Linked DNA regions of Homo sapiens: regions 2, 3 and 4 are each linked to region 1. A link is a contact called in ENCODE Hi-C or POLR2A ChIA-PET data. All regions are on one chromosome and are shown on one strand. The core of a region is the stretch at or near the end of the contact, and the rest is flanking DNA. Distances in the headings are between cores, read along the strand shown.

Evidence for each region. Hi-C counts contacts between places; a loop is a spot of excess contacts on that map. ChIA-PET counts read pairs that join two places held with the same protein, here RNA polymerase II (POLR2A). Pooled maps may share reads with other maps.
Region 2: a pooled map shows a loop between it and region 1 (7-fold over the local background). The contact joins two enhancer-like sites. A Hi-C loop is called at or near these places in 3 of 37 single-sample maps with no recorded cell type and 7 of 50 pooled maps.
Region 3: a loop to region 1 is called in a pooled map, with 18 times the contacts of the local background. The contact joins two enhancer-like sites. A Hi-C loop is called at or near these places in 6 of 37 single-sample maps with no recorded cell type and 10 of 50 pooled maps. POLR2A ChIA-PET finds 5 or more read pairs at or near these places in 1 of 52 experiments (MCF 10A).
Region 4: a loop to region 1 is called in a map of PC-3, with 7 times the contacts of the local background. The contact joins two enhancer-like sites. A Hi-C loop is called at or near these places in 10 of 168 maps with a recorded cell type or tissue (Calu3, GM12878, PC-3 and 6 more), 30 of 37 single-sample maps with no recorded cell type and 21 of 50 pooled maps. POLR2A ChIA-PET finds 5 or more read pairs at or near these places in 4 of 52 experiments (AG04449, BJ, MCF 10A and 1 more).

What each region holds. Positions count from the first base shown.
Region 1 is chr1:59,432,000-59,435,630 of GRCh38, reverse strand. All of the region lies in intron 5 of FGGY (FGGY carbohydrate kinase domain containing), which reads right to left. Among named protein-coding and RNA genes, the nearest start is that of FGGY, 140 kb to the right of the region's middle. Within about 2 kb of position 1,915, at least 5 of the 41 ENCODE cell types and tissues checked have a DNase peak (open chromatin) inside an H3K27ac peak, as active enhancers do.
Region 2 is chr1:58,966,918-58,970,548 of GRCh38, reverse strand. No RefSeq gene overlaps it. Among named protein-coding and RNA genes, the nearest start is that of LINC01358, 52 kb to the left of the region's middle. RefSeq lists an enhancer at 1,808-1,967. Within about 2 kb of position 1,813, at least 26 of the 41 ENCODE cell types and tissues checked have a DNase peak (open chromatin) inside an H3K27ac peak, as active enhancers do.
Region 3 is chr1:59,006,971-59,010,601 of GRCh38, reverse strand. No RefSeq gene overlaps it. Among named protein-coding and RNA genes, the nearest start is that of LINC01358, 12 kb to the left of the region's middle. RefSeq lists enhancers at 2,165-2,234, 2,275-2,324, 2,345-2,394, 2,665-2,774. Within about 2 kb of position 1,806, at least 6 of the 41 ENCODE cell types and tissues checked have a DNase peak (open chromatin) inside an H3K27ac peak, as active enhancers do.
Region 4 is chr1:59,695,381-59,699,011 of GRCh38, reverse strand. All of the region lies in intron 14 of FGGY (FGGY carbohydrate kinase domain containing), which reads right to left. Among named protein-coding and RNA genes, the nearest start is that of MIR4711, 36 kb to the left of the region's middle. Within about 2 kb of position 1,736, at least 3 of the 41 ENCODE cell types and tissues checked have a DNase peak (open chromatin) inside an H3K27ac peak, as active enhancers do.

The DNA.
Region 1 (3,631 bases), core at 666-3,165:
TGAGGCCTGAGGAATAAGAAAGGCCCTGCATAACAAGGAGACACAGGCAAAGGGGAGAGTGGCTGCAAAGGGGCAAAGTGCTTGTCTGTCTGGGCAAGTGAAGTGGAGCATAGAGCATGAGGGGCGGGCAAGGCTGGCAAGAGAGGCAGCGTCCAGAAGGCACAGGGCCTCTGTGGCATGGGGATGTCACTGCACCAACCTCAGGACTGGTCTGTGCCACGATCAAAGTTGCATTTTCAGATCCCTCAGGGATCTTCAAATGGAGGGGCTGGAGGGGCAGGAGTAGAAGTAGTGAGATCTAAGAGGGGGCTTCTGTGTTTCCTTTGTCATTGGACATACACGTTGCATTTTATTATTCCCCAGATACTGGCTTCAAAGCCTCTGGCAAAATATCAACCTCTTTGTGCCTTAGGGTCCTCATTATAAAACAGGGGACATAATATCCACTAACTCACATTGGGCTGTTGTGAGGATTAAATACAAGTTGTCATTTGTAAAGGACATTGGACAGTGCTGGGCTAAGCTCTCCATGTATCTTGGATATTCTCATTGTCTCACTAATTTCCTGTCTATCACTGCTGCCGGATCCTGAGCACCTCATCTTTATCTGCCCCGCATCTGTCCCAGTATTTATATTAGGTACTCTGTCAATAAGGAGTTGTAAATTTTTGTCTGAAGACTTAAATTGGCCCAAAGACATATTTTGTTTAGCTGATGCAGAGACTTCAAAATGTGTAACTGTGAATGTCTTTAGGTTGGCAATATAGACAGTGTGTGTATCCCCCCCTCAAAATTCCTGTGTTGAAACCTAATCCTCAAGGTGATGGTATTTGGAGGTGGGGGGGGCTTTGGGAGGTGATTAGGTCATGAAGAAGTAGGGCCCTTGTAAAATGGATCCCAGAAAGCTCATTTACTCCTCCCGTCTTTTGAGGACACAGAGGAGATGGCTACCTATGAACCAGGAAGTGAGTCCTCACCAGACATGGAATAAACTGGGGCCTGGATCTTGGACTTCCTAGCCTCCAGAACAGTGAGAAATAATTTCCGTTGTTTATAAGCCACCCAGTCTATGGCATTTTTTAATAGCAGCCCAAAATGACTAAGACAGCTGGGTATGCCCTCTCTAGTTCCCTTGGGCCCCTCCCTACCCTGTCTTGTCGCATATCTGCCAGAGTGTTAAGTGTGTCCTGCCTCTGCAGGCACTCACTTGTGAACCCTTGAAAATGCTATTGCTTGGAATGTCTGTCACAAATACAAATGACACAAAGCCACACAAACCATTCACTTACCTCCCTCCAGCCCCCACTGGTACAATGAACCACAGAATCTGACTTCCCAATTTTTTTCATACTGTCATTCACCATATATTTACTGAATACCTTCTAGGTCCTAGAAACTGGCAGAAAAAGACACAAAGTCTGCCTTAACTGAACTTACAATTTGGTGCCCATGAACAATGATACTGTAGAGTTTTCTTGGGTGCAAAAGGTATACTGATAGTAAATCATACTAGGGAGTTTAAGCCTTTTGAGCAGATTATCTTATTGTGTTTTAATAATAATCCCATGGAGGTAGACAGGACAGGTAGGTTACTCTGTTTTGAAGGTAAACAAATCAAGGATCAAAGAAGCTAAGCATGTTGTCCAAAATGAAACAAATAATAAATGGCAGATCTTGAATTCATGTCTCTGTCACTAACAAAAACACTGCAAAGCAGGGAAGGGTTAACTCCATTTGTGTAATAAGCCATAAAGTTTCCTCCCTAAAGCATGCTACAGATCTAGAATTTAAAAAGGAAAACTGACATCCAAGCACTAACCAGCACGTGGGTAACGTAACCTACACTGGCTTAGACGGTGGGAAAATCATGACAACGGAGCTGGCGAAGAATGAGAAACTTGAGTTTCCAACAGAGTTCTCATTGGGCTCTATGTGTCACCAGTGACACATCTGGAAATAAAAGAGAGAAATCAGGAAACAGAATGCAGCCCCTGCTTTGCCAGGAAATTTACAAAAGCATATTTTTGGTTAAGGCAAAGAGATTTTGCCAGGTGGTACCATGCCAGACAGATGGTCTCCATGACCCAGTAAGAGCTGCTCCAGAGGGACCCTCTCTGGTATTCCCCGTGAAGGCCTGGCACACTGAGATCATTGCAGCCACCACCACAGGCAACCTGTGCTCCAGACACATGAGGCCTGGAAAATACATCATCATCTTTGAGAGATCCAGCAGCCTGAACAATTCTGAAAATGCCCTTTTCGGATATGAACACTACTCAAGGCTCCTTGGCCTTCATTTAATTTAAATCAGTGGTTCTTAATCAGGGACATTTTGTCTCCCAGCAGATAGCTGGCAATGCATGGAGATATTTTTGGTTTATCTGGCTGCGGGTGGGGATATGTGCTACTGGCAACTAGTGGGTAGAAGTCAGGGATGGTGCCACACATCCTGTCATGCACAATGGGACAGCCCCACAACAAAGAATTATCTGGCCCAAAATGTCAATGGTGCCAAGGTTAAGAAACCCTGATTTCAATGTCTAAAACTGATGGATACGCCCAGCCTTGGAGCTAGGCTCTACAGATACAAAGGTCAGTTGGATATGTCCTTTTCCTCAAGAAGTTCTGAATCTTGTGGGAGAGGTAATCATGTAAGGAAATAACTGGCATTTAGTGTGACTGGATTGAAAACTACCCACAGTCTAGTGGTGAGCTCTGAAGTAAGAGAGCTCCCAGTCAGAACGATAGCTTTGCCGTTTACTTATTAACTATGTGACCTCAGGCATGTCACTTAGCCTTTCAATCTCTTCTGAAACTAGGAATGGGAAATTATGATACTGATACTACTCCTACACCTCTTCTTCCTACTACTATTACAGCTTCTACTAGAGAAACACCACTGTGACTACTACTAGAATTGCTGCTGCTGCCATTACTACAGAGGTGGAGTACCAGACAGACAGGAGGCACAAAAGATTGGGAAGCAGAGATATTTACAAACTCTGGAAACTGCCACTAAAGGGGAAAAACTTTTTTCTGCATACTCATGACAATTTTTACATCACGTGTGTGAGGGATTTTCCCACACTAACCAATACTCTAACTCTTCAGAAACCAACCAGGTGTCCCACAATTCAATTCTAAACTAACTACCTGGAGTAAGGGCAGATCACACAGGTTAAGGCTTCAATCCAAGACTGCTCCCATTTCAGATGCCAATCAAAAGTCTAGGCCTTCCATACTTCTGACTGATCAGCTACATACTGGAGGTTCCCATAACCCCCTTTTTTCAGGTTTGATAATTTGCTATAATGGCTCACAAAACTCAGGGAAACACTCTACTTAAATTTACTGGCTTATTATAAAGAATACAAATACAAATGAACAGCCAGACAAAGAGGTACATAGGGCAAGGTATGTGGGAAGGGGTGGGGAGCTTTCATGCCCTCTCCAGGCACCTCCACTTGTTCACCAACCCGGGAGCTCTCCAAACCCCATCTTTCAGGGATTTTTAGGGATGATTCATCACACAGGCATGATTGCTTATTAACTCAATCTCCAGCCTCTCTCCCCTCCTGGTGGATTGGGTGGATGTGGGGAGTAGGGCTGAAAATTCTGAGCTGCTATCCAT
Region 2 (3,631 bases), core at 564-3,063, 460 kb after region 1:
GTCATGACATAGAGTGGAAAACCACAAATCTTTATTTTATTTTTTAAAAATGAAATAAATGTTTATATGTATTTATATTGTTGAAGAGAAAAGCATAGCTTCATTAAAAGATAACGAGCAATATTGAGGCACATATTTTCTAGGAACTCAGCAGTGGATATTAGATTAGCCTACTGAGAATTTGTAAGAGTTGGCTAGTCCTTAAGGGATGGGAAGGATTTAAAGAGGCTGGACATAGCCCTCCAGCCAAATCACACAGCTTTCACCTTCAGGTTTATTTGCTGGGGTGGAGAAGAATGTGACAGACCTGAGTTCAAATCTTCAGGCTGCCAGTTTCTAGCTGTGGGACCTTGAGCAAGTCATCCATCCCTGACCTTCAGATGAGCTCCCCTAGGTTTCTTTCCTGTACCTGGAAGGGCCCCCTCCAGACCTTTGTATGCCTGTAAAGTCCTACTTGACTCCTTCTCCCCCAAGAACTAAGGCTTCTCCCTCTTTTGTCCCAGCCACACCGGACTGAAATGATCTGGGCCCAAGGGTCCTCTGGGATTCTTTTCCATGCATGTGTCTTTTTCTCTTTTTTCTTGGAGGAGAACCACAGCTTTATTAATAACACTTTAAAAATTTTTATACACATACAAATGTATAATTCAAATATGACAAATATAAAAATTAGTTAATTCTAGGTGGTGGAACAAATGGTAATTTGTCAAGTTGTCTGTGCTTTGTTTTTAATATTTTTGAAACTACATGTTTACTGTAAAATAAAGCCAACTATTATATTCATTTAGAAAACAATATTCCTCTTCCTCATTCTCTCACCTGATTATCACTTTTGTTTGTTTGTTTGTTGTTTGCTTTAATTTTTTAATTTTTTTATCTTTTAAGTTCTGGGGTATAAGTGCAGGATGTGCAGGTTTGTTGCATAAGTAAATGTGTATCACAGTGGTTTGTGGTACCTATCAACCCTTCACCTAGGTGTTAACCCTAGCATGCATTAGCTCTTTTCTCTAATGCTTTCCCCACTCCCCTCCCCCAACAGGCCCCAGTGTGTGTTGTTCCCCTCCCTGTGTCCATGTGTTCTCATTGTTCAGCTCCCACTTATGAGTGAGAACATGTGGTGTTTGGTTTTCTGTTCCTGTGTTAGTTTGCTGAGGATAATGGCTTCCAGCTTCATCCATGTCCCTGCAAAGGACATAATCTCATTCCTTTTTATGGCTGCATAGTATTCCATGGTGTATATGTACCATATTTTCTTTATCTAGTCTATCATTGATGGGCATTTGGGCTGACTTTTTTCTACAGCAGCCACTGAGCTAGCTCAGAATGGGGCAGCCCCTTTAGCAACCCAGGATGCCCAGTGCCAATCTCAGTGCCTGGCATGGAATAGACTGTCAGTAAATAGTTGCTGACTTGAACTAAACTGAATGGAATTGCTCCAAATATTCACCAGGAATAAATTATTTTAAAGTACAATTTTGACATTGTTTTTAAAAACGATCTTAGAGCTAAATACATAACTAAAAAAAAAAATACATGCTGAAAAACACATCCACACAAACAAACATGTATGCAAACAAACATTTGCCAAACACAACTCTAGGAGGCTTTTGCAGACTTGTCTGCCATTTAAGGCCTGTAATTTCCCTCTTGGCTGACACTGGCTTTGGCCTGGGCCATGTTTCACAGACTCCTGGCAGGCAGCCTCGTTGGGCTTTGCTTAGCTTTTTTTTTTTTTTTTTTTTCTTTCATCAGACTTGAAACTGAAGCGACAGGACTTTCTGAAACCTTCTGTCAGCTGTAGCTGCCACGCTTCATGTAACCTCCTTACCCCTCCCAGGTTCTGTGGCTTTATAAATGTGTCTAGAGGTCCAGGAACAAGGTAGTAAACAGTGGATTCCTTCTAGAAGGAATAAAGAGGGTTCAGGAGGCACCACCCAGTCTGGGGACTGCCTGTGAACCAGGCCAGGCCCCTACTCCCCCAGAGCAGATTAGATCTGATGGTCTGGACTGCTGGCCAACTTTCAGCATGAAAAAGGTAGAGATACTGGAGAGGAAGTAAAGGAACATGAAAACAAAACCAAATGAACTCTGTTGTGCTGCTGACATGGGTAAAACTTGTATGAACCTAACTGCTGGAGGAAAGTGGGGGCAGCTGGTTTATTCTACGGAGTTCTAGTGTGAGATGCAGCTCATGTTTCTATGCCAATTTCTAATGAGCAAGCTACCCCACTTCTCTGAGCCTCATTTCCTTATCCATGAACTGGATAATATCTACCTTGCAGGGCCAATGTGAGGTTGAATGAATTCATGTTTGTAAGGAGATAAGCGCTTCATAGAAGGTTAATAAATAATAGTTTTTTTTATGGTAAAAGAGCCCCCAATCACAAAACTAGAAGACCCCATTAGAGGGATCCAGTTCCCACTCCTCCCTACACCACTTAAAGTGTAGCCTTCTCCATAGTTGCCTCTCCCAGCCCACGCTCATAGGCTCCCCCAGGGAGCCTGCTGCATCCTGGGGAAATTCTCGCTACTAGAAAGTTTTTCCTTGGGCTGAATCAAAATTGATGTCTCTGCAGCTTTCACCTATTGGGCCTTCCCCCTCAAGAACACTGAAAACAAGTCTATACCCTCCACCTCTCTGCAGTCTTCAGCATAGAGGACAGCTCTCAAGCCCTCTTTGAGGTGTCAACAGAAGTCTTGAGGCTTTAGTTAGGTATATACACATACAATATACATATATACTATATATATACACACATATATATACATATATATGTATGTATATTGTATGTGTATATGTGTATGTATATATCTATATATGTATGTGTATATGTATCCCATACATACGAAGAAAGAGAGAGTGTAAGGTATATTTATATACACTCATATGTAAGTATGTAGAGGCAACTACAAGGGCCTCTGTAGGCAAATACATGTGTACCTATCCAGGACTTGCGAGGTCCAGGAGGGCTTCTTAGAGGAGGTAATGTTTAACCTGAGTAGGCAGTGTAAAGTGCATGTGCAGTCCCACAGCTAATAGTGAGGAACCCAGCCTCAGGAGCATGCCCCTCTGCTGTAGCAGTGGGTGACAGTTGGCATCAACAAAGTGTGTGAAGCTAGATATCATTATTGTCCATTTGTAATTGTTTGTTATTATCCAAATTAACCTTTCTAGGCCCAGTTTCCTCAGTAGCCTTGGCCCATTCTTCTGACAGCATGTTTCTTGATTTGCCTCTGTAATAAACAGGGAGACCTGGGTTTGAGTCAGGCTCTGTCACTCACAAGCTGGGCAGCCACTCCTCTGGGCCTTGGTTTCCACATTGCGAGATGAGAACCTACTGCCCAGGTTGCTGGTGGATTGAATGAGGCATCTTTGGAAGGTGGCCCAGCACATGGCAGATGTTTGGCAGAAGCTTACTTTCTTTTCTAGTTTGACAAGATGATGCCGGCTGATCTGATATTAGATATTAATAGTTGATGATGGCATAATGTGTTATACCTTCTGAGCCATTTGCATTTGCCTAGAGAGTACCAGCCAGCTTAGTGATATGTCGTTGCCCAGTAAGCTTAGAACCCTGGGAGTGAGTGAGCACTGAGGCCAAGGAACTCACCCTAGAGAGGAGGAGAGGGT
Region 3 (3,631 bases), core at 557-3,056, 420 kb after region 1:
TGTTCTTTCTGCCTTCCAACATCTTTGGCCTGCCACCCTGGTCTCAGGGCTAAGTCATGGTAACATGGTCATGGTGTCCATTGGACAAAGGGAAGAAGATGCCAATAGTGCAGAGGAAAGAAACTACACAATATGAACACCTACAATAGTAGAGGTGGCCCACAGGCTAGATCAGACTTGAAGATACATTTTTGGATGGGCTCACCCAAGGTTTAAAGAAAATATGAAGCCCATCCCTGCAGTTAAAAAAAAAAAAAAATAGCCGCCTGGGCACGGTGGGTCACACCTGTAATCCCAACACTGTGGGAGGCCAAAGTGGGGGGATCACCTGAGGTTGGGAGTTCAAGATCAGCCTGACCAACATGGAGAAACCATGTCTCTACTAAAAACACAAAATTAGCCAGGCGTGGTGGCACATGCCTATAATCCCAGCTACTCGGGAAGCTGAGGCAGGAGAATTGCTTGAACCCAGGAGGCAGAGGTTGCAGTGAGCCGAGATTGCGCCACTGCACTCCAGCCTGGGCAACAAGAGCAAAACTCCGTCTCAAAAAAAAAAAAAATAGCCATCAACATAATGAAGGAGGTAGATTTTAATTCTTACCACTCACTTTCAGGCTTTAATCTCCAGGTTCCTATAGACATACAGGTTGGGGACTCTTGGTAAACCATAACTTTCAACATGCAGGCACTCATTTTGACAAACAAATCAGATATTCTCTACCTTCAACGTTGATTAAACTTTCTAAATAATGTCAGTATACTGACTAAAGACAAATTAAAGCACACTTGTTGAGCCATACCTCCTAGAAGCCCTGCCACAGGTCCCTTCTTCAGCGTCACTGAAGAAGCATCACATGACTATTTGAAATTAATAATACCTCTTGTCAGACATGTACTGCATTTGTGTACAAAACATTTTCCTATCCCTTTTTTCTTATTATCCTCAGAAAAGTGCTATGAGTTAGAGGTTCCTAGTCCAATATGCAGATGAGAGAATTCTTTAGATTGGCAGTGACCCTCATTGGAAAGAGCACTGTGTCTGGGTTCAAGCCCTTGTGAGGTGTCAAGCCAGGGCTTCCCTTTCCTGGCCTTAATCTCTATACCATGTGGAGGTGGTCAGACAAGATAGCTTGTACCAACCCATCTACTCTGAAATTCTGTGAAAGAAGAGCAGAATTTTATAACTGTAAGCATATTCACCCTCCTTTGCAATGGCACAAAACAGCCCCAATTTAAAATAAACTATGAACCTTGGTGGGCAGGTTTAGAGCTTTAGTATCCATTTTGCTCTTCTGCCCCAGTTCTGCCCATGTCTCTGTAGGCCCAGAACACCTTGCCATGTCTCCTTAGCACAGGTTTTTAGAAGGAATGAATTCCTGACTGTGAAAACTTAAACTGGTCCTCTGAAGAAAGTGAGGCTCAGAGAGGTTCAGTACCTTGTCTGGGGACACACAGCTGGTGAATGACATAGTTCAATGCAAGCAGCATGCAGGACAGCAACAGTCTGTGTAGAGGTGTTCCAGGTAAGAGCATTTTCTCTGTGATTCCTCCTGGGGCTGTATGTCAGGTGAATTCAGATCTGTCCTTGAGGTTAGGCCCTTTTAGGTCAGATTCGAGAAGCAACCCTTGGCCTTTTGGAGGTCTGAGGCATCTGCTTTTAAAATATACAGAGGGCCCGATGGCATTACAAGGCAAGGCTGTGGATATATCCGAGCCAATGTGGACACATGTTTGGTTCTGAAGCCAAAGGTTTGCAATTGGCTGGAGTGGCCCAGTGGGTGGCGGTTTGTCTAGCTGATGGTCTGGCACCGTCATGAGTCACAGCCTCAGGAGACAGAACCATGTGCCTGGAGATAGCACTGCCTGGGCCACCCTGAGCCCTGGTCTGTAGTATCCTCTCCACCTCTCTACTTTGGTTTCCTCCTCGGAAAATGAGAAGACAATGCGAATTCCCAGAACTGTTCTGAAGCATAAGACCACCGACTTCACATCTCAGCTTGTCTCCTTGCTGTGTGATTTGGGGCATGGTATTTAATCATCTGAGCCTGGCTTCCTTCATCTGTCAAATGAGCATAACAATGATGTCTCCAAAAGGTTGTGGTTCAGATGAGATAAAATCCTAAGAGTAAGGAGCCTGGCACTTAGGAGAAAGGCAGCCATTTTTGTTAGACTATGAAAGAGTTTTAGGAAACAGAAAGAGCCGCTGCAGTCTACGGTGGAGGTGAAGGCAGCATCACTTCTGTGTTGTTGTTATTATCCTTGACAGATGGGCCTGGACGAGAGGTCTGAGGTGAGTTGGGGAAGGCATGAGTCATGTGAGGGCAGCCCCCGGAGCTCCCAGTGCAAGAGGCACTGCATTTTAAACTAGTTGTGGAATTCATTCCACTGCCTTTTTCAGCCCCAAAGACACTGGAAAAAAATAAAATAAAAAGCAAACCACAGCATTTTCAGGCCTCCCACTGGTTTTGCCTTTCTTCCCCCAACGTATTGTTTTTGGGAAGGGCTGTTTCAGCCACAGCGCTGTCAAGAAAACAAGGTGGTTTCCCTTGACCCTTGGCAACCAACACATGCTTTTTCCTACGCTTTGGTGCAGAAGCCCACAAGTGATTTTTAAAAATAATAAAATTCTTCTCTATAAATAAACCCTTATGCTTTCTGCTGTGGGTCTTGGATGGATGAGTTTCTTCTTCTTTCTGAACTCAGTAAGGGCTAAGTTCCCCTCCACAGAGGAACTGCACATTGTGAAGCAAGGGATATTTTGGTGAATCACCTGCCATTGCGTTTTCCACCAATGCAGGAATGGCAAAGTTCTGGAACTTTTACTTAAAGATCCACCATTCCTCAAGAAGACCTATAGCCTCCACGGAATACCCTATCCCCTCTTCCTCTAGAGATTTTACTACTGCTACCGTTACTGGTTTTCCAGAGTCTGACAAATTAAGCATTTATAAGAATTGACTCAGTGACCGCAGAGCAACAGAAAGAGGATGAGTTTTAGAGTCCAGAGACCTGGGTGTGAATTTTAACTTTGCTCCTGACTAACTGTGTAACTCTGGACAAAAGGCTTATATAATTTTGGGCAAGTTACTTAACATCTATGTTAAATGTATGCCTGCCTTGTTTTTGGGATTCCTGAAATGGATATAAATGGTCCATAACTCATGGAGCTGTGGTGAAAATTAAATGGAAAAAAAAATGCATTTGAAGCCCCAAGTACACAGTAGGTACTCAATAAATGGTAATTGGTATCGGGTAAGTTCTCAGCATGACTAGTTATGATCAAGAAAAAGAAGGCTCATGCAGCGCGGACTTGGAAGTGGGATTTGATGAAGGGACAACAATTTATAGGGATAGGGACAGAGCTAAGGAAACCAATGAGAGATGCTGAAGCACTCAGAGACTTGCAACACCAGGGAACCATTGCTACCCTGAATCTGCAAGGACAGGAAGAGGGTGAGATGTTGCTGAAGCCATGGAGGAGGGGCTGCTGGCAGGAACTACGGTTGCAGAGGAACCCGGCCACTGGCAGACCCTGGCACAGAAGCAGGGAAAGAGCTGGAGGAAATTCCCAACCTCTTTCTCCTCCCACCCTTTAATCTCTTGCCGATGCCTACCACTGGCTAAACCCAAC
Region 4 (3,631 bases), core at 487-2,986, 260 kb before region 1:
TAATCTTATTAAACATATTTAAACATGGTTTTCATTTAGATTTGGCAGCTTGATTAATGGGGATGTATTAAATAATACCTGGCTGCTAGGAGCATATTTAGGAATCAGTGCCACATAAAACATACGACATGTACAATTCAGTTTCATTATTATTTAAGGTTCTCTGTTCTCTTGGCTGTGGGCACACACATATTAAAAATTAAGTACACGCACTCAATGTATGCGCTGCGCTTTTAAAGGGCTTTCTCTTTAAGCAGAAAGATGAAATGGAAAACGAACTCAACTCTGGTGAAAGGTAATGGATTCATCCCTTTGGGGACAGCTGTCCTGTTTATCAAAAGAAAGGGGAGAGGTGGGTCAGAAGCAAGAAAAAAAAATTCCCAAGTGGTCAGCAAAGAGAGACGCCCAACTTCAGAGGGGAGCTGAAATCAGTTTCTACACCCAGGCTTCCTTCTTTGTCACAGTTGAGAGGTCGAATGAATGGTATGTTTAACCATGAGGCCATGGGGGAATTGAGATGCTGATTCCCAGAGCATTATAGAAACACTTTGGTAATGGGGGTGTGGGGGTTGGAGGGGAGTGTGAAGAAGCATCTGTAGTTTTTCTGGGCATAATGCTAGGTACTGACCAAGGGGTGGGAACTGCGGGGTGGGCATGGTTCTGACTAGCTGGGAAGATAGAAAAGTATGAAGTAAAGGACCAAGTATCATAATAGAGTTCTACTCAGTGTTTTTGATGAGAAAAAAATGATACATATGACATGCAGAACCTTATCAATAAATTATCTTTCTCCCCTTTCAAATGACATGAGGTTCCCTAATAATCTTTGGGCTGGAACAAGACATCTCAGAGAGGCCAAAATGTCATATATCACATTACATTTCTAAACAACCCAATGGGACAGGGAAAAGTACTATTAATATTTTAACTTTGGAAACTATGTTTAAATCCAGAAAAAATACAGAAAGCATCTCATCAATCAGAAGGAAAAAAAAGACATGCTTTTTTGATAAAAGTATTATTATCTCTATGTACAGATTACAGAACTGAGGCTCAGAGAGTTCAATCACGTTACCCAAGATCACATATTTAGTAAGTTTCAGAGGTAGGACTGGAACCCAAGCTTGTCTTATTTGAAAACCCACTTTTAAAATCTTCAACTCTCATTGCTTCTCTGATTGACTGAAGCCTTGGGCAGAAGAAACAAAGAAAATAGGGGGTGATGTGGAGGGGCACAGCATGCAATTCTGTTTACCTCTTGTGTCACCTACTTGCAAAAGACTGGAAGAAGAGAGTCTGATTTCTTCTCAAATACTGCTTCCCATTGCTGCTATCGTCCACAACTGAGCTATCTATTTCCCCCACTGGAAAGAAGTCACAAAAATGTTAAGCACGCCAAAGTCTTCACAGCGACGATGGTTATAATCAGCAGATCACAGAGAACAAGCTATGTTGCATTAAGAATACAACCAAGAAGGAAGGAAATTCTGATACGTGCTACAGCATGGATAAACCTTGAGAACATTATGCTAAATGCAATTAGCCAGTCAACAAAAGACAAATGCTGTATGATTCCACTTATATGAGGTATCTAAAGAGTAGTTAAATTCACAGAGACAGAAAGTAGAATGGTGGTTGCTAGGGGTTGGGGGAGGGGGCAATGCAGAGTTATTGTTTAACGGGTAAAGTTTCAGTTTTGCAAGATGAAAAGAGTTCCGGAGATGGATGGTGGTGATGGTTGCACAATAATGTGAATGAACTTAATACCACCAAACCGTACACTTAAAAATGGTTAAGATGATAAATTTTATGTTATGTGTATTACAAACAAACAAAAGAATACAACCAGGACCACCTCCTCCAATGGTGATTTACAATTATGTACAATGTTCTCTTGCCTGGCACAATATGAAGCATGACCTTCAACATTTTCAAATTTTTTGAAGTAAAGGTATTTTTGTGGTATTTCCTCGCCACTTTTCTGGAAAGCAGTACATCTGGAGGTAAAGGGTTTTTTTTTTTCATGTAATTTTACATTTGCGTGTTTCATATGGATGCTTGTCCTGGTTTGATCAGCAACGAGCTCTCTGGCCATGCACAAAGCACTTCCCGTTTCTGGGTCTCAACTTCCTCATCTGTAAAAAGAGGGTTTGTGTGGGATGATCTCTAAGGGCCCTTCCAGTTCTCAGTTCAGATTCCTATTTTTCCAAATGCTAATAGTGTCTACACTCTTAGGTACACATTGCTTACTATTAACACTCATCAGATCCTTTTTGCGAGCCACTCGTCATTTCAGAAATACCTGCACTTGCTGCACTTTTCCTGGGGGCTAGACAGAGAGATGAAGGACACAGTGTGAGGTAGGTAGACAGAAAGAAAACAATTGAAAGGCCTCTTGGAAGGAGCACTGGACTGGGAGTCTGATGCTATGAGGTTTAGTCCTGGGCCCCCGCCACTTGCTCACCATGTGAATCAGGGAGGAAGAAAGCATTTACTGGGGCCTTTTATGCATGAGGCACTTTTATACATATTATCGTACTATTTCACACATTTTAGTAATTCAGGTCCTATCTTCACAATTATTTTCTTTTCTCAAGTACTACCTATAGTATTGATTAGTCATAAAATATTTCTTTAAGTCCTGGGAAAAAAACTTTTCTTTCTTTTTAAAATTTTCTAGGGAAAAATGTTCATGAAAACCCAGGTTTAATGCTAGGTACTTTTCTAGTATCTATTAAAACTTAGAAAAAGGGTGTCTATAAACCAGGACGTAGAATGCCTGAATGTCACTGGTGGTATGTCTGTACATTTTGGAAGATGACACTTGATCTTATTTTATCTCCATTTTTGGCTGCTGGTGCCCATGGAATTCAGCAACTCATCCAATTTTGAACCAGCAGAACTCACAGCAATGTGCTGGTTCATATTTCTCTCACTTTTAGAAGGAATATGTTCTAGAAAGTTGCATACACAGAACTTCCATGATTTTTAGATTTCATAGATGGCAACACTTCCAAAATGACTTGGGAGACTGACATATGGTTAGAAAGTTTTTATTTTGCTAAGAAGAAGCTCAAAGTTTTCTCTGACAAGTAATATATAAAAAAAAAACCCACAGGACTTTCTACATCAAATGGTTGGGAGGGGGACATCTCAGGATAATATGTCATTTAAGAAGAAAAAAATTAGCTTAAGGAAGAACTCATGACATTCTGCTTACTCTTCCGTATTTCTGACTAGTAAAAACCCTGTTATGGACCAGCCACGGTCCAGGCCCAGCACTGGTTGACCACAGTGTAATGGGCTTTGGAATCAGGCAGATCTGAAAGTCCTGGTTTTGTACTAACTACATGTACAGGGTTGGGAAACCACTTATCTCCCATGAGCCTCAACTTCTCATTTGTAAACTGAGGATACTGCTCATTGCCGTCAAGATTATATGCAATAAATTTGTAAGATGCCTAGCACAGTGCCTGACTCATTGAGTAGGAACTCATTAGGTCGTAATGACCACTTAGTAACTTTTACCACTCTCATTGCATCTACCAAGAAAGGTTGTCATGAGGATACAACATGGAATGCATGGGCGAGTGTGTTGCAAGCTCCTATGTGTCCTACAGCTGTAACTCCT